Regions from separate parts of the Homo sapiens genome. Here regions 1, 3, 4 and 5 are each linked to region 2. The links are chromatin loops, found by intact Hi-C in ENCODE. Cell type or tissue: heart right ventricle. All regions are shown on one strand. Region 1 overlaps GSK3B-DT (GSK3B divergent transcript). Region 2 overlaps GSK3B (glycogen synthase kinase 3 beta). Region 3 has its middle 37 kb from the start of NDUFB4. Region 4 overlaps GPR156 (G protein-coupled receptor 156). Region 5 overlaps GPR156 (G protein-coupled receptor 156).

What was found. Peaks named below come from ENCODE experiments on the same cell type or tissue, not always from the same donor. Only the 100,000 strongest peaks of a DNase experiment are listed, where the experiment ranks them.
Region 1: a loop joins it to region 2, with 2.2 times the contacts of the local background. A loop is called at or near these places in 67 of 110 quality-filtered maps.
Region 3: a loop joins it to region 2, with 4 times the contacts of the local background. A loop is called at or near these places in 23 of 110 quality-filtered maps.
Region 4: it touches region 2 in a loop (12-fold over the local background); 76 of 110 quality-filtered maps call a loop at or near these places.
Region 5: it touches region 2 in a loop (5-fold over the local background); 75 of 110 quality-filtered maps call a loop at or near these places.

Annotation. Positions count from the first base shown.
Region 1 is chr3:120,102,303-120,107,302 of GRCh38, forward strand. It overlaps GSK3B-DT (GSK3B divergent transcript), which reads left to right. Exons shown (of 3, transcript NR_186629.1): 2 at 2,474-2,543. Among named protein-coding and RNA genes, the nearest start is that of GSK3B-DT, 9.7 kb to the left of the region's middle. In heart right ventricle, no CTCF peak of the experiment used is centred here; no DNase peak of the experiment used is centred here; H3K27ac peaks cover 801 bases.
Region 2 is chr3:119,889,781-119,894,780 of GRCh38, forward strand. All of the region lies in intron 7 of GSK3B (glycogen synthase kinase 3 beta), which reads right to left. Among named protein-coding and RNA genes, the nearest start is that of NR1I2, 110 kb to the left of the region's middle. In heart right ventricle, a CTCF peak has its summit at 2,342 (motif pointing right); no DNase peak of the experiment used is centred here; H3K27ac peaks cover 403 bases.
Region 3 is chr3:120,556,451-120,561,450 of GRCh38, forward strand. No RefSeq gene overlaps it. Among named protein-coding and RNA genes, the nearest start is that of NDUFB4, 37 kb to the right of the region's middle. In heart right ventricle, CTCF peaks have their summits at 2,640 (motif pointing left), 2,843 and 4,951 (motif pointing right); DNase peaks (open chromatin) are centred at 2,601, 3,308 and 4,951; H3K4me3 peaks cover 1,596 bases; H3K27ac peaks cover 4,281 bases.
Region 4 is chr3:120,180,580-120,185,579 of GRCh38, forward strand. It overlaps GPR156 (G protein-coupled receptor 156), which reads right to left. Exons shown (of 10, transcript NM_153002.3): 7 at 4,720-4,815; 8 at 546-782. LOC105374065 (a long non-coding RNA gene) reads left to right here. Exons shown (of 3, transcript XR_924392.3): 2 at 2,931-3,009; 3 at 4,694-4,820. Among named protein-coding and RNA genes, the nearest start is that of GSK3B-DT, 88 kb to the left of the region's middle. In heart right ventricle, a CTCF peak has its summit at 2,553 (motif pointing left); no DNase peak of the experiment used is centred here.
Region 5 is chr3:120,196,611-120,201,610 of GRCh38, forward strand. The region is part of intron 3 of GPR156 (G protein-coupled receptor 156); the gene reads right to left. Among named protein-coding and RNA genes, the nearest start is that of GPR156, 86 kb to the right of the region's middle. In heart right ventricle, a CTCF peak has its summit at 1,941; no DNase peak of the experiment used is centred here.

The DNA.
Region 1 (5,000 bases), 210 kb after region 2:
GTTAAAGTGAAGTACTTCTAAGCACCAGAGAAACCATCTAGTGGGAAAAAAAGAATTCATCAACAGGGAGTTGCCAAATGAGGACACGCACATGCTTTGCCTTCATTATCTAACTTTCTTCCAGTATAAATAGAATTACATGGAGGTGTAAGGCATTTCTCTTGATCTCAGTCAATGCTGTGCACATCGTGGGAACTCAGTAAATGTTGGCAAAATGAGTAGTGTGATTGTAATTGAAAAAGCGAAACAATTATAACCATCAAAATTACAACTTTATAAAATATCTGCATATGGACAAGCACTCTGAGAAAATACTCCCCCCAAAAAAGTTGTTTTATTAATTTTTTAGTTTTCTGAATTTTTTCTTACATTAATTTTTTTCCTATTATCGGTTCTACAATATAATTTGAGTATCAAAATTTCTTAATTAGATGCATTCAAATAGAATCACAGCTTGGGGCAAGTCTCCGTTCACCACCAGGCTTCAAACATGTCATGGCATATCTGGCAAATTGGTAGTTTCAGGCTGCCAAGAGGTGATTTACATAAGGGTTTTGGTGGAAAGACTGCCAAGAAGTGTGGATGACAGAGAGGTGGGGGTTGGCCAGACTGCTTTTCAGTCAATTTGCACAGCTACAGTGCACCAGCCAGTGTTCCAGTTGGTCAGTGCCCATGCCATGCCAGCTGTTAATCCTTGGATTGAGGGAATGACACCTTACCTATCTTGAAGATTCATATTCCAATACAGCCTCGTGGAGTCCACTAGGAAAGTACCAAGAGCAGAAATAGGAGTGCACTAAAATCATTACTACATCACACAACATAATCAAAAGATGAGGGGTTACAGCTTGTTGCCACTTGTGCAGAAAATGATGGCACGATTTTGCAGTATTGGAGATTCCAGGAAACAAGCATTTTGATTCTTTGAGGGCCACAACGGAGGTCATGAAGATGTCCAGCAGCACATGGTAATGACCTGGCTTAATGGGGCTGGCTCACTGATGAGTACTAGAAGTGTTCAAGAAAACTCAGCAGCAGATATCCACGTGGCCGCAGATATGCCTTATTCTTGAGCCCATGTAAAACACTGTGTAGGGGCTCTTAGAAATTATGGGCAGAGGATTTTGCAAGGAGCTGAAGTTCGGCATCAGCAAGCAAAGACAGGAGCCAATGAAATACGGATTGCGAAACTATTCCTAATTAGTTCATTATTAATGTAATCAGATAGCTCATATAGAGTTAATGTAATCAATAGCTCATATAGAATATGAGAATGGGAGGTCCATCTGCTGTTTCCTCACTTGGTGGTCCCCATTTCCGCAAGGTTCTTATTTGTGTTACCATTTCACGAAAATGAAAGTATTGGTAGTTTTTAAAAACAGTTCAGGGCTTTTTTTTTTTTAACAACACAACCCATATATGCAAGTCAAATACAATTCTTCATCTGGTGCTCAACCAAAGAAAGAGTGATACATTCCAATACTGGAGGAAAAACTGGCCTGACTAAATTTATTGATATTTAAGGTCTTGTAAAGGGTAATTTTGAAAGTATGTAATTTCCACTTAAAATGCTATTTTAAGAACCTGAACCTTGCTGTAGTAGTTCCTTTTCATGCTGCTAATAACGATATACTCGAGACTGGGTAATTTGTAAAGGAAAAAGGTTTAATGGACTCACAGTTCCACATGGCTGGGGAGGCCTCACAATCACTGTGGAGGGCAAAGGAAGAGGACATCTTACATGGCTGCAGGCAAGAGGGCATGTGCAAGGGAACTCCTCTTTATAAAACCATCACATCTCATGAGACTTATTCACTATCACAAGAACAGCATGGGAAAAACCTGCCCCCATGATTCAATTACCTCCCCCCAGGTCCCTCCCACTACATGTGGGAATTCTGGGAGCTACAATTCGAGTTGAGATGTGGGTGGGGACACGGCCAAACCATATCAGCAAGTGATTTGGATGGGGACACAGCCAAACTTGCATCAAGTGAGGTTTGGCTGTGTCCCACCCAAATCTCATCTTGAATTGTAGCTCCCATAATTCCCATCTGTCATGGGAGGGACTCGGTGGGATGTAATTGAATCATGGGGGGCCAGTCTTTCCCTTGCTATTCTGGTAGTGAGTAAGTCTCACAAGATCTGATGGGTTTATCTGGGGTTTCCACATTTGCTTCTTCCTCATTTTCTCTTGCTGCCACCATGTAAGAAGTGCCTTTCACCTCCTGCCATGATTCTGAGGCCTCCCCAGCCATGTAGAACTGTAAGTCCAATTAAATCTCTTTTTCTTCCCAGTCTAAGGTATGTCTTTATCAGCAGCGTTAAAATGGACTAATACATTTGCCTAAGCGGAAACTCGGGTTCTACTTTTTATACAGAGCTTAATAGTTTATAATGAACATTATAGTAGTAGTTGTGCATCAAAACCTATAAGGTGGGCAAAACAGGTAATACTTCTCCCATTTTACAGGTTAAAAAATGGAGGCAACAGCTGGGTACAGTGGCTCACTCCTGTAATTCCAGCACTTTAGGAGGCCAAGGTAGGCAGATCACTTGAGAAAAAGAGTTCGAGACCAGCCTGGGCAACATAGTGAGACCCTCTCTCTCAAAAAAAATAGCCAAGTGTGATGATGGACACCTGTAACCCCAACTACTTCAGAGACTGAGGCAGGAGGATCACTTGAGCCTAGGAGGTCAAGGCTGCAGTGAGCTGTGATTGGGCCACTGCACTCCAGCCTGGGTGACACAGAGAGACCTCTCTAAAAAATAAAAAAATAAAAAAAATGGAAGCACAGAAAACTATACCTTTTCTAGCTCAACTTTACCACATTGATGAAAAAGTATTGAGCAGCCACAGGTACATGACATTCCACTATGTTCTTGGGATAATATTAAAGAAAAGGCATGAAGGTATGCTCTGAGCAGGCAAGAGAAGTCACATAAAATGAGAGTAATTTATAATGTGATTTTTTCCCATGGTCCTTCTTTTTCTCATTTAACTGTTTACTCCTTTATATGTTATAGCAATTGTTGTTTAATAATTGCATTAAAATAAATAGATGCCTTGGACACTGATACTCTTGGAATACAGAACAATGTTCATAGCATTTAATATATGGATACAAGATTTTTTAAAAGGAAAGATGTATATATAGGGTCCTACCAGATTAGAAGTATGATTGCAGTTGGAATTTAATTAGTGAGCACTTACTAAATACCTATTATGTGCAAAGTATTGTACTCAATGAGAGTGAATTTATGTATTTATGTATTTATGTATTTATTTATTGAGATGGAGTTTTGCTCTTGTTGCCCAGGCTGGAGTGCAATGGCATGATCTTGGCTCACCGCAACCTCCGCCTCCCGGGTTCAAGTGATTCTCCTGCCTCAGCCTCCTGAGTAGCTGGGATTACAGGTGTGTGCCACCATGCCCGGCTAATTTTGTATTTTTAGTAGAGACGGGGCTTCTCCATGTTGGTCGGACTGGTCTCAAACTCCCAATCTCTGGTGATCCACCCACCTGAGCCTCCCAAAGTGCTGGGATTACAGGCGTGAGCCACCACGCCAGGCCCGAGAGTGAATTTTTTAAAAAGAAACAAGACATTATCAGTGTCCTGAAGAATTTTGAATCTGTTTTGGAAGAAAAAAGATATAGGCTAGGTATTTTGAAGGTCCTCAACAAATATTTGTTGAGTGAATGGATGGATGAATTATTACTGGCCCAAGGCAACATATGATGAATACCAAGAAAATGAGGGCATGTGTACATACATAAGAGTTCAGGGCATAGCTGAAGTGAGGAATGGAATACTCTACTGGCCAGATCCATCCCATATACCCACCCTTGAAGAAACTGTCCCCACAAGAAAGAGAAGTTCCATTACAAAAAAAATTTTTTAAGATGAAGGGCTGCAACAGCACACTGGACAAATGAAAACTACTGCTACCCCAGGCCACTATAGGCCTACTTTGTTAACAGATTCCAGTAGGATATTTATGTTCCATCCCCAAAGCAGGAGAGGGTGCAGACCAGTGCCAAGAAGGAAATCTGGAGCTATGTATCAAGAGAACAATCTCACATGGGATTGATCACTAACTTTATAAGGATGGACAAGGCAGATGAGAAACAAAGTGGAATTAGATAACAGAATGTAGACTTTGACTCTCTCACTTTTAAGGACTGTGAAGTTGTGGAAATAGTAGAAAGGTCAAAGAAGGGAGACAGTAGACCATTATATCAATTTTTTAAAAGACTGCAAAGAATATTAGATTCATTATTAAGACTTTAGAGGCCTCTACAACTATATAGAGTCAGAATTATGAAGGTAAAGTCACATTGCAGGGCAACTTTGAATAGATAGAATACTTAAGCTAAGGAAATCAGGAATTAGAGGTAGGTAACAGTACACTCAGAAGGTATGGGGATACTAAATATTTCTCTTGAACACAAAACAGAAATTGTCCTGACCCCCTTCCCCATAATGTCTTGAAGGAGTAACTTGAGGCCAGTATGACAATCACTCTGGAAGCCAAGAAGTGGCTGTCTTCTATCTAAATTAAGATTTGCATTACTTGCTAATAGAATGGAACATTAAGCAGTAGTTTGGAATCTTCCTCACAGAGAAAGTACAAGCCAGTGGTGGCTCATGCCTGTAATCCTAGCACTTTGGGAGGCCAAGGCCAGCAGATCACTTGAGGTCAGGAGTTCGAGACCAGCCTGGCCAACATAGTAAAACCCTGCCTTTACTAAAAAATAGAAAAATTAGCCAGGTGCAGTGGTACATGCCTGTAGTCTCAGCTACTCAGGAGGCAGGAGAATTGCTTGAACCCCGGAGGCGGAGGTTGCAGTGAGCCAAGATCATGCCACTGTACTCCACCCTGGGCCACAGAGCAAGACAAACCAAATTGAAATAATCCATGCTGATATTTTGTACATCTGCAGGGTTAATGGTAATCTATAGGATTTTGTCAAAGATACAGCAAAACTTATCTCCAAA
Region 2 (5,000 bases):
AACTATATGTCTGTAAGAAATGCACTTTAAATTAAAACACATAGAGTAAAAGTAAAAGAATGCAAGAAGTTATACCATGCAAAATCATAAGAAAGATAGAGTGCCTATATTAATATTAGAAAATGAAGACTTCAGGATAAGAAAATTAAACAAAAATAAAGAGGGGCATTTCCTAATGATAAAAGTCATTTTAAGACTAAATCTAAAATTATTGAGAATACCATGTGTTGATGAGAATGTGAAGCACTGGAATTCTGATGTGTTGTTGGTGGGAGTGTAAAATAGTAAAACTGCTTTGGAAAATAGTTTGGTAACCATACACTTACCATATGATCAGCAATTTCAGCCCTACTTTTTTATTCAAGAGAAATATAAACATATGTCTGCAAAAACACCTGTAAACAAACATTCATAGGAGCTTTACTCATAATAACCAAAACCCCAAAACAAGTCAAATGTCCATTCATAGGTGAATGGATAAAGAAATTGTGGTATACTCATAAAACAGAATACAACTTAGCATAAAAAGGAATAAACAGGTGATACAGGCAGCAACACTGACGAATCTCAAAAACATGGTACTGAGCAAAAAAAGCCAGATACAAAAGAAATATATGATTTCGTTTATGAAATTCTAGAATAGGCATCTGTAGTGACAGAAAATAGATCAATGATCACCTGAGACAGAAGATGGGAAACTGACCACAAAGGAGAATGAACAGGGTGACCAACCATCCCAGTTTGCCTGGGACCATCTTGGCAAACCCCTCAGTCCAGGCAAACTGAGACATTTGGTCATTCCAGGCTATAAAAAGAAACATTTTTAGGGTGATAGAAATGTTCTAAATCTTGACCAGGGTAGTGGTTATATGGGCATGTTTGTTGGAATTTACTAAACTGTCATTTAAAATGCCTATATTTTATTACATATAAATTATATTTCTATTAACTTGATTTAAAAAGTAAAAAAAAAAAAAAAAGGGACCATTATGTAATTTGTGTTGCCTTTACTAAATGCAAACAGAAGTTTAACCTTCTTAAATTGCTATTTATAAGGCTAGCATTAAAAGTATCAGAATCTGTCAAACCCTAAAATCAGAACTATTTTATATACAATATGCATATTTTTTAAGAAAGCAAAGATGAGACATAATCAAGAGGCATTTAAAAAACTTTTCAGCCTCTGAAGTTATTCACATTTCAAAACGTTTACTTAGAGCCTATTCCTCAAGAAGCTCTAGGGCAGAGAGACTTGTACGTAAATCAACAACAATCAGGTGACAATAGTATAGCAAAGTAAGTATAGGTAATGTGTGAGGTGAAAGTGCTACACTGCACTGGAAAGAGGAAGGGATTCAGGAAAGGTTCTGGAAGGGGAGTCAAGAGCTGATTTTACTTAAGGAATGTAGCAGGCAAATGAGTAAAAAGTACATTCTATGCACACTAGATGTGTAGGTGAAAAACAGCATTCTAAAAGAGAATAAGGACTGGATTATAGATGGATGATATAATTAAAGGCTAAAAGGTAAGCAAGTGATAGATATGAAGAGCAAAGATTCAGAACGCATGACTATCTTTAACACCACAAACATAAGACATTTTAACAACTATCCTATTTCAACCTCTGAGTATATCTTTAGGTTTTATATTAAGTTTTTATTAGGTTCAGAGTATATTTCTACCTGATTTACTCCAGCTGAATTCTACATTTGGAACTTTTGAAACAGAATAATTGAATAATTTTATAGATAAAAAAGATGTTTGACAAATTATCATTTCATACACAAAACAAGTCTTAGGGTTCACTTGAATTTTAAGAGATGGAAATTTTTTTTCCTCCAAAACGTTTAGACTAAAGACATATATTTTGAGTAATTAATACTTATTCCTGGATTTCCTGAAAACTGAGTCCTTTTTTGACTTAAAGGAAATTAAACTAGATGGAAATGCTTTATGCACTCTTCTGTAAGTGTATTTCATACAAAAGAGGGGGGAATTTTAAAAATTATCACACCAATGGGAAGGGAACATATTCTCAGTTATCTATTACTAGAACTCATGATCTTTTCATTTGTTGCAAAAAGCATCAAGATCAGCCTGCCCCACCCCTTTGGGGATGTTGTTCATCCCCTTACTATTAAATCAATCAATTTATCTGTTCCTGGCCCTACCTAGTTAGAAATTTATCCAAACACTGAAAAATATCAACACAGGAATTATGAGTTGATAATTACTGTCTTCAAAGAAGTACTACGGCCCAAGAAGCACCTCACAAAAAGCAACTGACAAGCTCTGAAACGCTAGTATTTCTTCCACAACGTTGTTTATTTTATAGTTCAACACCAGAGGTCGCCAAACTTCAGCAATAGAGGTGCATGTGTAGCCTTTAAGAGCGAAGTAAAAGAAAACCTATTAGAAATGTCGCTACTCCGCTTAAAATCCTGCAATTGCTTCCAACTGCTTACAAGCTAATGTGATCTGGCCACTGTCAACAGCTCCAGTCTTCTCCTTCCTGGTAAACTCATATTCTATCAACCCCACCAGGCAGAACCTTAAGCGACAACCATAAAGAAACACACCAAACCTAGTTTTACTAAATATTTATCCACTCCCTTCCGCTCCCTATCTGGTAAATACTTTTTCATGTTTCAATATTCAGCTCAATGGTTAGCTCTCCTAAGAAGGCTTTCCAGACAGCACTACTCTGAGTGAAATGCTTCTGCCTTTGTATTCTGCTCAGACATCTGGAATAATACTGGGCTTGCCCTATTGCCCTCAGTTCCTCTCCTCCCATCCATCAGTCTCTGAAGCCCCTGAAGGCAAGAAACCTCTAAGTTCTTGCCCAGCACCTAGTAAAAACTGTTCACTAAATTAACGCATGTAGTTAATGTGGTATGCACCTTGAAAGACTAAAGGGATGTATGGCTAGGCTTATAGATAATGAATTCAATAAAGGTTTTAAAAATGAAATTATATAACACAACATAATCATTGTATAAATGGTTGAATACCTAAACATCTTCATTTATTTTCTGCATATGGAATTTGGAGTGTTGGGTTGTGTTAGATTGGCTGCTATATCCTCAAAAGGACAAATTTTTCTAAATAGAAAACATGTATTCTGTTTCAAAATATCAGTCTAATGACAATAGAATCACTATCATTTTCACTTATAGAGGACTGATATGAAATGTCATCTCCTCTGGCATTTTCCTACAATTTACAGATTTTACTATTTATTTTTTGAGACAGAGTCTTGCTCTGTCAGCCTGGTTGGTGTGCGGTGGTGCAATCTTGGCTCACTGCAACCTCTACCTCCCAGGTTCAAGTGATTCTTGTGCCTCAGCCTCCTGAGTAGCTGGGATTACAGGTGTGCTCCACCACACCCAGCTAATTTTTATATTTTTAATAGAGATGAAGCTTCCTCCTGTTGGTCTTGAGCTCCTGGCCTCAAGTGATCCACCCATCTCAGCCTCCCAAAGTGCTAGGATTTACTGCATGAACCACCGCACCCAGCAGGTTTTACTTTTTAAATCTACTAGTTGTAGGTAGCTAAAGTAATAAGCTCAATAATGCAGATTTTACCCAGTTTATACCTCTCCCCTATACTATATGATTACAAGTTGGTATAAGCAACCATTTTCTTGGGGTGCAATATTTCTCTCTCAGGGTTTCCTTCTAATTTCCAAAAGGCAAAGAGCAAAAAGGTATAGCTGCAGCAATATGAGTCTTAAAGCCCCATTAAGAACTTCAGTGATTTTCATCATTTTTCAGAGCAGCAAGCTGTCACATTATTTGAGCACAAGTAAACAATTTGGGTAAAGTATTTATTTAAACTAGACAGAATGAACTACTAAAGGAGGGTCCCCCCGTGTGCCTATACTCTATTTCATTCACTCTTTCTTGCCTGTCATTTAACTCAAGTTGATCAGCTCTCCTTCCCTTTTAGGGGGCAATCGGGGTGGATGGTACAACTCTGAGAAACCCTTTAGAGTCCTTTGCAAAACTATAGTCAGGGTTTATTGCCTTCCTTAAGATGCAGTGGAAATGACAAAGACATTCTTTTACAGATAGATGTGCTCACTTTTGCCTTAAAAAAAAAAAAAAGCTTTACTGTACTTCATGTATCATGAAACCCACCCCTTATACAACTGAGTGATTTTTACTACATTTACAGAGGTGTGCAATCATCACTGCTGTCTAATTTTAGAACATGTTCATTACCTCAAAATGAAAGCCTGTATCCATGAGCCATCATTCTCATTTCCCCCAGCTCCCCAGAACCACTAATCTTTTTGTCTCCACAATCTGTCTCTTCTGGACATTTAATATAAATAGAATGGAATTATATAATATGTGGCCTTTCGTGTGTGACATTTTCTTATCTATTCATCAGTTGCTAGAAATTTTATTTGTTCCTTTTTTGGCTATATAACATTGCTATAAACTTTGCGTACATGTTTTGTGTGGATGTAAGTTTTCAGTTATTAGGATATATACCTACAAGCTGAATTGCTGGGTCATATAACTCAATGTTTAATAGTTTGAGGAAGTGCCAAACTTGTTCAAGGTTTGCATCATTTTACAACCACACCAGCAATGCATGAAGGTTCCAGTTTCCCCATATCCTCACCAACATTAGTTACTGTCTTTTTATTTTAGTCATTATGGAGAGTGTGATAATAGTATTCATTATGGTACTGACTTGCATTTCCTTGATGAATAATGATGTTGAGCATCTTTTTGTATGCTTACTGGCCATTTGTGTATCTTCTTTAGAGAAGTGTCTATGCCGATTCTTTGTCCATTTTTCAAGTGGGCTTTCTTTTTATTATTGAGTTGTAAGAATTCCTTACATACTGTAGATACAAATCCCTTACCAGACATAATTTGTAAAAATTTTCTCCAATTGTCTTTTAAGTTTCTTGATGCTGTCTTCTAAAGCACAAGTTTTTAAATTTGACAAAGTCCAATTTACTTCTATTTTCTTTTATAATGTG
Region 3 (5,000 bases), 670 kb after region 2:
TTGTCGGTGGGAGGCGGACAAGTGAGGACCATGGGCCTTTCACCTGTCCATTTCTCTCTAGCTGCTATGGGGGGCCTCTAATGCTGTATGAGTTCTTTGACTTTCCAATCTATTTAATAGAAGAGAACCTGGGAAGTTAGCTCATCCAAGTCATGCCTCTGTCTCTACACTGGATGTTACCTGCAGCATGTGATAACAAGACAGTTCTGTTCTTTCAATAAATGCCTCTAGAGGAAAGTGCCCACCTATTCTCTGTGACCCATTCTAGGGTTTAATCGCTGTGAAATCTTGAACAATAGGCCTCACATTGACCTTAAGATGCCCCCTCGGTAGTTTACTTTTATTCCATTTCCTATTGATTACAGGTGGGGAATAGCCACTGACCAAGGTTTTCACTTGAAAGGATGCTTTTAAATACTTGACCATAACAGGCCCCCTTAACCTACACTTATTTAGACCTAATAACTTTAGAAACATTTTATACACTTATTTACTTGATAATCTTTTCCAACTATTCTATAATCTCTGCTAGTGACCACAGCTGCTCTCCCCCCGACAGAGCTCCCCTCTCCTTTCTAGGCACCCCATCTCTTCCCTACCTAAGAAATTTTTCCATCTTCAATGCACCAACATTTGAGCAGCTGTATAAGCACAAAATACTTAATTTGGGAACAGTGTCTGTGGGAAGGAATGCTTTGTTAGTTTCCAAAGTAATGCAAAGCTTAATTTTAGAAAGTAATTTAACTTTTTTTTTTTTTTTTTTTTTGGTTCTGGAAGTCACAGAGATTATGGATTGCACTGCAGAGGCAGCCTGCCTCCTGATGATGCTAGCACTTTGTAGCACTGGGTTTTTCTGCAGCAGTTTCATTTTTGTTCTCATTCAGAGACACAGTGGGTCAGTTCAATAAAAACATTTACTCCCTGAGGTCAGGGCCTATGTCTTGTACAGCCTGTCTGTATGGCCAGGGCCTGACAAGGACAAGTAAGTGGGAAGTATTCTTAAATGTTGAATAGCATTGCATTGCCTATCTGCCTCCCACTCCCTACCTTGGTCTTAAACTTGGTCCAATCAGGTTCTGGAACTAGGAAAGAACAGCTATCAAGTATTGGGCAGGACAGGGACAGGCGGGATCGGATCATACCACTGCTACATTCCATGGCTCCAGGAGAAAGTTATGGTGACAAGATTGAAGAGTATCATGTCCTACCAGATCTGATATCAGTCTCTTCCTCTCAGGGACACACAGGACTAGGAGCTGAAACATAATAGGAATTGGGATAGGAATCTGAACCAATAGAGCCAGATAGATTTGGAGACAGGGACCATGAAATGCAGAAATTAGGGGGGTACATCACCACCACCATAGTAGCAATATTTAGGGCTGGAACTGAGATAGGCTCTTGATAAGTAGCACTGCCCCAGAGCCCTCTGTGGGCTCCAGGTGAAGCACCTTCTATCATTTGCTGGGGTGCCTTTTGACTGTCATGGCATGCTCTAGTGCCTTAACACCACGATTGGTGACATTCCCAATTCCCCAGAAATAAAATTTAAACTCTATTTTCCAAGGGTACACACACACACACACACACACACACACACACACAGTCTCTCTCACTCTCTCTTCCAACTGTGTTATAAGCAAAAGTCAGTTTGAGAGGAAGACAGTGATGAAGTCCCCAAGAGAAAATCACTGTGAGTAAAGATACTGTGGCAGAGTGGACCAGACTCAACCAGAGCACCTGAATCTTGGAGGACAAGAGGTTCCAGGCAGAGCGTGAGGCTGTCTCTGTAGTTCTCACCTGAAGTCCCTCAACCCCAAATCCTAAGAGTTCCAGTATGTTCTGGAAACGAGGGGGGTGGTCTCAATTAGAAAACAAAAATCAAAACGAAACAAAAACATGTAAACAGAGGTACGGTCATTCTGGAGTTGGTATCTTCTCTAAAAGACCTGGAAGACCCGTCCTGCTGGCCAGGGAGGAGCTGACCATTGGAGGTCAGGGGTTTGGGGGAGGTGGGCAAGAGCGGCGGCAGCCAAGGGGAAGAGGCAGCTGTAGGGTGGCACGGCAGCCCACTCCGAGAACAGAGACGGGGAAAAGGAAAGACATGACTGCACAGCCAAATGTGGCAGAGTTAGCCACTTTTGCAGTATGTTTTAAATTTTATTCAAAGTGTTATATTCTGCCAGATCTTGAAATATTTCAGAGCTCAGCCTGTGGGTGGGTTCAGCTCCATATATTTTTCATTAACATCTACTAGTAGGCCTAGGATAGTACAGAGAGAAAAGAAAGAACCACGCCAGAAACACAGATAACGAAAAAAAACCAGGCTGACAAAAAGATACATAGGGAAAGATACAGGGAGATGCTGAGAAAAGCCGTTTTCTAGGTGCGGAGGAACACAGAGTTCTAGGAAGCAATTTAGTCAAGAGATTCAGGAAAGCCTATTAAGACGGTGTCCTGCGAGACGCTAGTTGCTACCCCAGGTTAGAGATCAGGCGGTCCTGGATTAAGCCTCCCCGAACTGAAAACCGAACAGAAACCGCAAAGCTGCATTGTTTTGTTTGTCCCTTGGTTGGGCTCCGGGCAACCAGCGCGCTGGGGTTCTGACACACTGCCTGAGCGCCCCCTGCTGGCCACTGTGCAGAACTTCACCGTCTGGGCCCAAGGTGAAATCGAATTACGTAATTTCTCGAGCTTTGCACACCCCATTTTTACATTTTTATTTATTTTTTATTTATTTTTGTATTTTCCCAAGCTCCTGGCTTCACTGAAGCCTACTGTCTAATGCCAGCGCTTGAATGCTCTGACTGCCAAGGTCCTAAGGCCCAGTGAGGGCAGTCCTGAGAGACCCAGCCTAATGAGAGTGCACGCAGGGGCTTGGCTGAACATTTATGAAACACGTGCCACATACAAAGTGCTGCGGAAAGGCCCAAAGGGATTTCATTTGGCTTTTCGTCTTCTTGCCTCAAAAGGGAGGCTAGAATTAAACTGCCCTTCTGGGGCCGGGGTGAGAGCCCTTCCCCGCCCAGTTCTGACCTTCGGAGCAGCCTTCCAAAATAAATCCCCAGAAGAGCCTCTCAGGGCACCAGCTGGCGCGCCTCCCTCTTTCCTTTCGTTATCTCTCTCCCTATTCATCTTCTCTTTCTTCTCTGCTTGGAGAGGAGAAATTGCAATGTGCAAAGCCCCTGGGGCGAGAGGGAGAGAAATACAAGTCTCCCCAAATGCCAAGCCTATGTTACTGCTAAGAATAGCCTTTATCTCTGGGAGGAAGCGCAGGAGACCTGGTTCCTGTTTCTCTCTCCCTCTCCCTCCCTCCTTTCTCCCTCTCTTCTCCCTCCCCCTCACACCAGATGAAGGTTGATTATAAAGAGGGCAGTGAGCCTGTCTTTCCTAAAGTGACTGAGACTTGAGTCACAAAGGCTAGAGAGGGGATGTGGGAGGAGAGAATGAGAGTCCAGAGGCAGGGTGGGAGGGAAGGGAGAAGGCAAGAGCAGCATGGGGGAAACAGGAAGAACAGGACACGGGAGTCTGCAGCCAACTGATTGACAGGGGTGGTGGGACCCTCAAGGAGCGTCCCTGAGGTCAGCAGTGGGGGCAACTGGGGCTTTAGGCACGCCCCCCCCCCCCCCCATTCTGGCAGGACACAGGCATCACCTTGAGGGATGGGGACAGGTTTCCAGACCTCTGGCTAGTATATGGGCTCACAGTAAGCAACTCTCATCTCCTCAGAGATTAGAAACCCAAATTATGTCTCTAAAAATCAGGTTCTTTCAGGCTGGGAGTGGTGGCTCACTCCTGTAATCCCAGCACTGTGGGAGGCCGAGGCGGGCAGATGGCTTAAGTTCAGGAGTTCGAGACCAGCCTGGGCAAAATGCAAAAACCCCATCTCCACAAAAAAAAAAAAAAAAAAAAAAAAAAGCAAAAATTAGACAGGCATGGCGACTTGCGTCTGTGGTCCCAGCTACTCAGAAAGCTGAGGTGGGAGGATTGCTTGAGCCTGGATGGCGGAGGTTGCAGTGAGCTGAGATCGTGCCACCGCACTCCAGCCTGGGCAACAGAGTGAGACCTTAAAGGTCAGAGGCACAGGGTGAGAACATCAGAAAGGATTCTCTTTCCTTTGTAATGAAGAATTAAACAGATGTTACAGTTAACTGCCTTGCAGGAGTGACCCTCAGGGAAATGGGGTCACATGCTTTAGTATCTTCATTACCTGCTGGGCCCCCGCCCATTGTTTCTTTCTTTTGTCCACCTTCCCTCCCAGCTTGCCCTCTTTCCTCTTTTCACGAGTGCAGCTTTTTGCCCACACCGTCAGTGATGTTCCCCAGCTCTGGGCTCTGGCTTCCTCCCCTACTCACCTTTCCTGTTGCTCCTGGATCTGCTTTTCCGGTCAGAGTGCTTTTGTGGAAGGAAGGGGAAGAGGATGTTGGCATATCTGCTTGGGGATCCAAATGTCTGATGCCTTGCAGATTTCTAACAGGACTAAGAGATATCTCATAGAGTTTGAGGAGAGTCAGGCTCTAGGTCTTTCTTGACTCAACATCAATCTGCAAAGCACTGCTGAAAAATTACTAGACATCTGACAGCCCGTAAGTTGTATTATCTCCTATCTTGAATAGCCCTTGTCCACTTCTACCATAGAAAAGTATTTTAGTGACTCATGAGTCAATAGGAGCAGAGGGGCCTTGGCAGGCACTGCATAAATACATATTATGGTTATTTATCACGAATGAAGATGGCTCATAAATAACTGAAACGGGCCCAGTTCTGCTTCTGTTGAATAAAAGGAAAAAAACCCACAAACATCAAAGGATAAAAAATAAAAAGGGAACGCTCTGCAGAAGATGACATTACTTTGTGTTCTATAGCTGAATAAATTGTAGCAATTGCTAAAATGCTCCTGGAGAATGATTTTAGAAGAGACCTGCTCAGCGGCCCCGAGTTGTGGGTCTGGGCTGCTTGTGACCAGCAGAGGGCAGACTTCAGTTATAAACGGAAGACTG
Region 4 (5,000 bases), 290 kb after region 2:
ATATGAAACATATTTTTATTTAGTTTCTACCTCTCCTTATTGTAAAAAGCAGAGAAATGTTCTGTATTTTCCTCCAATAAAAAGAAAGAGAAAGCACTTTAAATCATAAAGTTCCATCTAAATGGATTTTTTCCTGTGAGTCTGCAATCCCCAATTGGAAAAATATAAAGGTTCCTTGCTCCCAGGCTAGTGAAAGAAATAGTAATAACATGATGGAAATGAGGGGAGGATGGGGAACGAGTGCAGCAGACCAGAGGGTGGATGGAAAAGCAGGACTGCGAGGCAGCCCCCCCAAGGGACAGGCACCACAGGTGTGGAAGAGTGCAAACAGGGGCTGCCACCACTGCTTGGACCACTCTGCCTTGTCCCCCTTGCTGACCAGGACAGTGAGAAAGGACAAAGGCAACCAGCTCACTAGGATCCCCTGTCTGCTTTCTGACTCTCCAATAAGTGGCATGGAAAGGTATCAGTAGAAAACAAAATGAGCAATTTGTCAGTGAAAAACTCTAGAGTGACTAAGAGGACCAGCCCTGCAAAATCCATACCTGGGGAATGAAGATGAAGCAGTTGATTGTAGTTGTACAAACAAAGATCCCTCCAGATGTGAGTCCAAAGACCAGGTTGGGCCAGGAATGCAAGTATCTGGTGACTACAAAAAGCAGCCCAGCAGCCAGTACAAGGAGGTTGACCCCCACCATGATGGTTAAGGACTGATTCACAGGAGGGGAGCTGACATGGCCAGTCAGGCCAGCCAGGTAGGCACCATACAGCAGGAGCAGACCCTGGGGGGTGAAGAGGTGACGGAGGCTCAGAGAAGTGGAACAAGAGGTCAATGAGCAGTAGGTTTGCAACCAATTTCCTCATCTGTAAAATTAGGATAATAATACCTACCTTAAGGACTGCTATGAGGATTTACTAAGATATCACATAAGAAAACCCTCAGGGCAGCCCCTTATACCTACTAGATACTTAATAAATGTTATTTTCCTCTCCTTTGCTGAGAATTAGTTTATCAGAAGTCAGCAAGTCAGCCATTAAATAAGACTCTTCTGAGACAAGGCATAGGACAGGATCATGTGGGTGGGTTAGTATCCCTACAGAAAGAGCTGTTGGGCACTTGGAGGACAGTGGGCCCACAGAACCTCTGATAGTGAGTGCTACCACAGCCATTGTCTGGTGTTGCCCTGCTCAAAGCTGAGGGTGCACAGGGAAGCTGAAAGTGACCTCTGATCTGCTTGTCAAGTCATGTGCCACAGCCAGGGTAGTGCCCATAGGAAGGGGCTCTTTTCTCTAATTTGCCCAAAGGCACCATCTGCTTGCCAAGCCTTGCACCTGCAAGACTGCATCTGACTAGAAGGGATGGGCCTTCAAAAAATTTACACAAAGGATCTCTACAGGCTAGCAGCGGCTCCATGCCAGTGAGTGTTTATGGGAGATGAAGGGTAAAAAAAGGGGAGAACAAAGGCAGGCTGGGACCCAGGCAAGACTGTGGGGCAGGCACAGACAGCGAAAGCTCCATCTATAGTTCTCACCCTTTTTGTGACATTTCTTGCTCCCCTACAAGGAACCCAGGGCCCTATTCTGTTCTCTTTCCTATGAATATAAACCTGCTCTCAGAGTTGTCATTTGTACTAAGGAGAAAATAACTCATAGCACCTTAAAGTGCTGCCCCCTCCACAGGAGCTGCATTCATACAGAAATCAAAGCTTTAGTCAATAATACATAACACATAGATTCAATTAGGTTCACCTTTCTGACTATGTGTGCAGTGCCATAGTACGTGTAGGGCAGAAAATAGTGACACAAAGAAGTCATGGTCCTGGCTTTTAACACTTGGTCTGGTAGGTAGATTTAAGGTAAGCACAAAAATCTTCTTTTTTTTTTTTTTTGAGATGGAGTTTCGCTCTTGTTGCCCAGGCTGAAGTGCAATGGCATGATCTCTGCTCACTGCAACCTCCGTCTCCCGGGTTCAAGCGATTCTCCTGTCTCAGCCCCCGAGTAGCTGGGATTACAGGCTTGTGCCACCATGCTGAGCTAATTTTGTATTTTTAGTAGAGATGGGGTTTCACCATGTTGGTCAGGCTGGTCTCAAACTCCTGACCTCAGGTGATCCAACCGCCTTAGCCTCCCAAAGTGCTGGGATTACCGGCATGAGCCACTGCGCCCAGCCTAAAAATGTTCATGTTGATGACTCAGAACGTGAAGATGCCATGGGAGACGAGGTGGGGGTGGGACTGTGGGATTCAGAGGGAGAACTAATAATGAAAATAAAGTCAGGTATCAGCAGGACACCTGCTGGTGACCCTCAAATCATATGACGTGGTCAACTCCACCTTCATGGGTGACACTAAAGAACATATTTTGGAGAACTGGCTGTGCCAGAAGGGAAGGAGTCAGCATGGAAGAGATACCTTCCAGGTTCCCCTAATGCCCAGTGTCCCAAATGGGGCCTGAAGGCCAAATGTGGCCACCCTGAGATCTTCAATGACTAGAGGACACATAAGTCAGGAGACCAGGGAAGCCCAACTTTTGGGTAACTGACGCCATCAGGTGGTATTCAGCAGAGTTGGATCATTGCTAATTTAATAAAAGGCAAATGAAATTAATTCTGTGATTTTGAAATGTTCAGATATGATTCCACTAAAAGTTTTTAATTCCATTAAAATTCTTGTTAAAGGGGAAATGGGTGTGAATCAAGTGTCTATACATTCCTGGCTGGTGTCTGAGTGAGTCATATTTGATCCTTGCATATCACTGGCCTTAACTGCTGAGAAGTGTGGGGTAGGGGGCAGTTGACAGAGAGCAGGGGTCCTAGGACTCAATGTGGAGATTGGGGTCCTCCTGAGGAGCTTCTCACTGACCAGGGAGTCTATGGGGTCTGGCTCAGTAAGTTTCCTGATGCTCCATCCTTTTCCTTCTTTTTCCTACAGAAAGATATTACAGTAAAATAGAATGGAAATGAGAGTATATAAAAGGCAATGGAGAAAATAAATCAAATTGAGTCACAAAGTAAGTAGCTATGGGGGAAGTGCTGGCTTTCTGGGCTAGGGAGGACACACTCTTCTACAGGGACTCAAGGAACCAACAGAGGCAATGTATTTTCCAGAAGTGTCTAGGGGGCAGTGGAAGAATAGTAATAATAATATCTAACATTTATTGAGCTCTTGCTATGGACCAGGAGCGGCTGAAAACTCTTAACATGCATTAACTCTTTAGAGACAGAACAGTTCTGAGGGGATATTATCATCATCCGCATTTTAAAATTTGGAAACTGAGGCTCAGAGAGGTTAAATGAGGCTCAGGGTTGGCTAGCCAGGGGCGGAGTCAGATTCAAACCCTGATCTGTCACAACTAAAGCTCCTTTTTTAACCATTAGCAAGATTCTGGAGATCAAGAGCTGTTCACTTCCTAGAGTCTTCTTTTAAAAAATATTTCTGTCAAAGTAATATTTGCACATAGTTAAAAAGGAATGTTTCCCTGCCCTAGTCTGGCCTACCCCTAAACCTGTTCCTCACAAGCAACAACTTCTAATACTTTCTTAGTGGTGAAGTGGGTAAAGTTTACCCCCCCTTTTTTTTTTTATTGAGATAGAGTCTCGCTCTGTTGCCCAGGATGGAGTGCAGTGGCGCAATCTTGGCTCACTGTAACCTCTGCCTCCCAGGTTCAAGTGATTCTCCTGCCTCAAGCCTCCCAAGTAGCTGGGATTATAGGTGCATACCACCACACCCAGCTAATTTCTATATTTTTAGTAGAGGCAGAGTTTCACCATGTTTGGCCAGGCTGGTCTCGAACTCCTGACCTTAAGTGATCCACCCACCTCAGCCTCCCAAAGTGCTGGGATTACAGGTGTGAGCCACTGTGCCCGGCCAGAGTTTACCCTTAAAGGGTACTTATTTCTACAAAAACTCCTCCTTTTCCTCTGCCAGTAATCAGTCAACCAGAACTCTCTGCCCTGATAGTCAACAGGTAGTCTGCTGTCAGGCAGGACTTGCTTGTTTATGGAATCAGGACTGCCCTGTACCCCTCAGCACCAGTTCTCTGTCTCCCTAAGCTGAAAACCAGCTGTCCTGTTCTGAGGACCATCCTCAGTGCTCCATGCAGGTATCCTCTACCTTCTGGAAATAATATTCTACTTTTGCCCATCTAACAGAGACAAATGAGTCTAATGGTGAGAGATTTGGGGCAGTATGGGAGACACTGTGAGACAGGTGGAACCCCTCAAAGGGCCCTGTGAATGCTGCCATCTGTCTCAGAGCCAGTCTTGCTTCCAACCAGAGGGAGAAAGTCAGGTGGGTGAAAGGCACCAGGACACCTTCGCCCAAATCTTGAAGAAAACACAAGAGACATAATAAGGGCACTTAGGAGAACAAATAAAGCTGGGTCAAATTTCTCCTCATAATTCCTCTTGCAGGGAAGATGAAGGGAAAACTGGTATTGTCAAATCAATTAAGAAACCAGACCAATAAATAGGAGAAACAGTGGGTGAATTCCAGATGATTTGGGGGAGGACTGAATGAGGGAGTCTAAAGAGTTGGAGGGTCTCCCCCAAACAAATACAAATAGAAAAGTAAAAACAGTCATGGCTTTGAAGTTTATGCATCAACAGAGGTCTCCTCTGAGTTCAAGATTCTTTGCAGACATCACCTCGTTAATTCCTGTAATTCCCTCTTCATATCCATTTTCTTGGTGACAGAGACCATATCAGATGTGGTTACCAACCTTGCATCCCCAAATGAGAGCAATCCAAACATCGGAATACCGGGAAGCACAGAAGTGGGTGCTGGTCGAAGTGCAGGACACGTCTTTCCCTGTCACCTAGAAGGGACACAGAGTCAGAACTGGAGGTGCCCACAATTACCAGGAACACAAAGCAGATCTTTGTGAACATGCTGGAGCATGAATTCTTCTAGAGTACATGATACCCCCTCAGTATGTAAAAACTGCAGCATTTAGGTGACTCCACTAGAACCTAAATGAGAGTGACTACGTGTTAGGAGAAG
Region 5 (5,000 bases), 310 kb after region 2:
ACTGCCTGGATTTCACAGCCACATGTCTGTTTGGTCCAGATCACTGATCGGTACGTTTCTCTCATAATTTTTCTTTGGACCCACTTTATTTGAGTACCACTATACAATCAGTTTTCCTTTGAGTGATACAGTACTACATGAAATCCTGATTGAGGATTCCTTCTCTTTCTGATTTAGTTAAGAGGAACTCAATTTAGTTATTTTCCAGAAAATATACATTGAATAGTTTTCACCTCTCAGACAGTGGTGCTAATTCATTATTCAAATAGACATACTATGGACTTATATATGTATATTGTGATATTTTTCCCGAGCAATCTTACTGAAAACTTGCCTCAGGGAACAAAAGATGAATACAAGATGATTTCCCTTTTTTGTTTGGCCAAGTTAACACCTGTGAAGTCACTGAAAGGTGAATCATCTCCAATTCAGCAGGTGAATTATGTATGTCTGGGGAATGTCTTTGCCACGTTGGTAGGAATTCAGTCACCAATGTCATTTATATTTTTCTATTGAGCTAAAAGATGAAGCCTACATAGCTGAATATTTTAATCAGCCACAAACACATAATTTCCACAAAGCAAATAGATTTCAATATTGTATATTTAATTATAGATAGCCAGTACTATCTAGGTTACTTGTCTTCCATTTATGAAGAGTAAAAAGCCTGAATTGGGTTACTGTCAGTCAGAAACAAGGTGAATTTTTTTTTTAAAGGATTATATAGCTTTCTCATTATCTCTTCCTCTTCATTTATTGAGTGGAAATGTAAGACAAGAACTTGCTTGATTTTTCTATCCTCAAGTGAGGTTTCAATACATATAGATAAATATTGAACTACATCTGCAAAACCTGTATAATTCTGCATTATCATTTCAATAGTCTCTAATGAATTCAGATGCTTAAGCCACATCCACCAGCTCAATGGTATGATGTTGCAAAAACTTTATCAAATGTTAATTTCTCAACTTGGCAGTTTATTTTATTTGAAGTTACTGAGTCTGAAAACATGGCCAGAGAATGGAGCACAAGGTACTTGTTGGCATGCTGTGACTAACAGAAAACTTATCCTAAGATGTCACAAGACCATGCTCTCTAAAATGCTATAAAAATTGATGTAAATGGTATCACTGAGCTTTAACCTATCCAAAACCAAATATGAATGTCTTTCCAAAATGCTTTTTAATAAAACAATTAAAATTTAAATTGTGAAAATTTATCTGATTTCTTTATCAACTTACTGTTTTTGATCCATGCTACAATGGGATTGTAAATCTAACTCAAATAAAACTCCAAATACCTTTATCATAATGTTATCTGATGTGTTTCAGCAAATTTGATCTTTTAATATCTTGCTTATTTCTAATGTATACACTAATCTGCACCCAATTAAAATTCTGCACACCTCAAGCTAATATTAGTGTGACCTCTAACTATTTGTATTTAAAGTATCCATCATAAGGCCTGACCCCGTTCCCTACTCTCGTGCCTGGGCCACCATCCTCGTAGAACATCCTAGGAGATTTCATTAGCTTTTCAGCCTCCAGAGTTCTAAATTATTCAATCATAATGATTTCACTTTATTCCTCTTCAGACACCCATCCCCAGGTTACACTCTGGGTCTTAGGGTCACTCAGAATGGTTCCCCTTCAGGAATTGTAAACACCAATATCCCAACACCAATTTGACTACAATCTGTTCAAAATTTAACTCCAAGTCTCCCTCTCAATTGCTCACCTTCTTCCCCATTTCAGATAATGGCAACTCCACCTTTCAATTTGCCTGGACCAAAAACCTTGGAGTCATCCTGACTCTTGCTCACTACCCACATCCAATCTGTCATAAATCTTGTTGGCTCTATCCTCGAAATACATCCAGAATCTAACTCCTTCTCACCACCTCTGCTGCCACCACCTGATCAAAGTCTTACTTTGCATTTCTTATTTGGATTATTGCAATAGCCTCCTAACTGGTCTCCCTGCTTCTACCCTGGCACTTCCCTCAAGTCTATTTTCAACATAGCAGCTAGAGTAATCCATTAAAGAGACATAAGATCACATCACTTCTGTGCTCAAAACCCCACAATGACTCTCTATTTCCCAGAGGGAAAGCCAGTCTTTACCAGAGTCTACAAAGCCTACACACTCGATCCCTGTTGTTTCTTGACCTCATTTCTTACATCTTCTCCAGGCCCACTCCACTCCAGCCACACAGCCTCCTTGCTTTTCCTTGAAAACACCAGGCACTCACACACTGCGAGGCTTTGAAGTGGCTGTTCTCTCTGCCTGGAATATTTCAATACATGTATCTGCATAGCTCATCCTCTTTCTCTCCTGATTGTGTGTTCATATGTTACCTTCTCAACCAGAGCTATGATGACAACCCTATTTAAAATTATACCCTATCCTCGGAATTCTGAATTCTTATTCTGCTCTATTCTCTTCCCCTGCCCCCATCCAACCATAGTACTTATTACCTTTTAACATATTACATAATTTACTTGTTTATTATTATGATTTTATTTATTGTTTTCTCCTCCCAATAGCATTGTGCATGATGTACTCTCAGAACTAGAACACTACCTGGACACTGAAGGCACTCAATAAACATCTGAGGAATAAATGAGTGAGCATCCTATCCTCCAGCCCTCTCATGTGCTTACTCCTGCCACATTTGTACATTGACAGCCTATAGACCTCCAGTCACTTGGTTCTTTTGCTTCCTCATAGTTTATCAGTCTCTCTTACTGTCTCTACCTAATTTCAGATCCCTGGTTGGTCATCTGAACTGTTCTCTCAATAACATCCTATTCCCTTTTCAAACAAGCCCTTCTGCAGCATCTGCCCAATAAAACTCAGATCAGAGCCACAATCCATTGTCTGCTTTTGCATCCGGGCAGCCGAGTGGTGCAGGAGAAAATTAGACAACCTTGCAGATTGTTGCCACCAAAACTGACGTTCTCCAACATCAATCTGCCAAGCTTACTGTGCCATCTATCTTTTTATTTATTCTGAGTTATTTCTTTACATTTTCTTTGTGAGTGACTCACCTCACAGGACTCACAGAAACAAGAGCATGTATCTGTCTGGATGATGCCCTCAGTCTAGGTTTGGTGCCATCCTCTATGTCCCTAAAACACCCCAGGGTCTATGTGCATCAGTACAATTGTCATGTTATATTACCACCTTTTAATGTTAGTTCCACCGGACAGTTTCTACTCCTCAAAAGCCAGGCTGTTTCTTATTCTATAACCCACACCATAGTACGGTCTTTGGAAAATGGTAAGTGTTCCATAACCATCTGTTGAATGAATTCATTAATGGATATGGAAACTCCTTCTCTTCTTCTTTCTTTGTCCTCTTCCCTAATCTTATTTTTCCCTGGCAAAGCACTCCCCTATTAGGCAGAAGGCTGAGGGCTAAGCATGTGTGCCATATGGCTCTTAAAGTACTAGAGATCTGTGAGAGTTGGGGGAGAGTTAGGAACTGGTTCAATGCCTATGTGTTAGGAGGGGCACATTCTGGGTAATTGTAGTGGTTTCAGGGGGATCCCCACAGTCCCCTGGAATGGCTGAGAATTCCTTGGAATTAGTGAACACAAGGGCCAGAGATATTTGGGGGGCTCTGAGTGCTGTGGATGCTGTGAACTTCCATAGACACTGGGTTTTCACCACTTTAACAAATTTGCACACCCCAAACCCTCACTAAAAAGCTTTGCATTCTGGGTAAGCCCTTCCTTTGCCTCCCCTCTTAGCACAGAGCTGAAAAGAGCCTAAAAATAAACGAGAGAAAGCATCCTAACAGGATGCCTGTAAAGCTTTTTCCTCTCATTCTTTTTGTTTCTAGGAAAGTGCAGCACCTTGAAGGAGTGTATATTCACATATGCACTGCGTATATGTTTACTTGTCTCCAGTGAGATAGGGCCACTTGAAAGATTCTTTGCCAATGGCTGAATTCTTGCTGGAGAATTCTCCCAGGAAATGCTTTTGTCCAATATGTTTCTTACGTCGTGTGTTGAGAGCCACGCAGGCCCAGAGATACGATGATAGCCCTTGTCAAGCAATTGATGGATGAAATCTCATCTTCATGACCACACAGATTACAGACTCTCAGCAGACATCTGCATCAGAGGTTAACAACATGCATCCCACCCCCAGGCTTCAGAAAATCTGCTGATCATGGACTGAGTTGCTGCTTGCAGCTAGGCTAGGAAGCAGGCCTTTTTACACCCTTGAAGCCAGTAAATTATAACTTTTTACATCCTTGAAGCCAGTAAATTTGTAAATTATGTTTTGTCATGAGCCAAACACTCAGCACTGCCTCTTGTCCTGGGTGGGCCTGGCCTTTCCAAATCAGCCTGCTTTCCTGTAGTCCTGCTTTGTTTCACATGGAGAGAGTGATATCCTTACCCCGCACTGTCAGTTCAGGCCCACAGCTGCTGAAGTTGCACCTGGAAGAACAAAGACATTCTGCCCACAGAATAGCTGAATGGTTAGCAGTGCTTGGACCTGATGAAACCAAAGGTCTCTTCTAGCTTCTCCCTTCTCAAGTTATGCCAGAGACAGTTGTTTTTTGTTTTTTTTTAGACAAAGTCTCACTCTGTTGCCCAGGCTAGAGTGCAGCCAGGCTGGAGTGCAGTGAGGCGATCTCAGCTCACTGCAACCTCCACCTCCCGGGTTCAAGCGATTCTCGTGTCTCAGCCACCCCAAGTAGCTGGGATTACAGGCACATGCCACCATCCTTGCCTAATATTTGTAATTTTAGTAGAGATGGGGTTTCACCATGTTGAACAGGCTGATCTCAAACTCCTGGGCTCAAGTGACCCGCCTGCCTCGGCCTCACAAAGTGCTAGGATTACAGGCATGAGCCACTGCTCCCAGCCCAGAGACAAATTTCTTTTCTCTATCCTCGGCTTATTAATAAGCTGGTTACACTTTGCATTTCTGTCTCTCTTTCTTAACCAGGAAGGGCAGGCTGACTTGGTTTACCAGAGGTGCAATA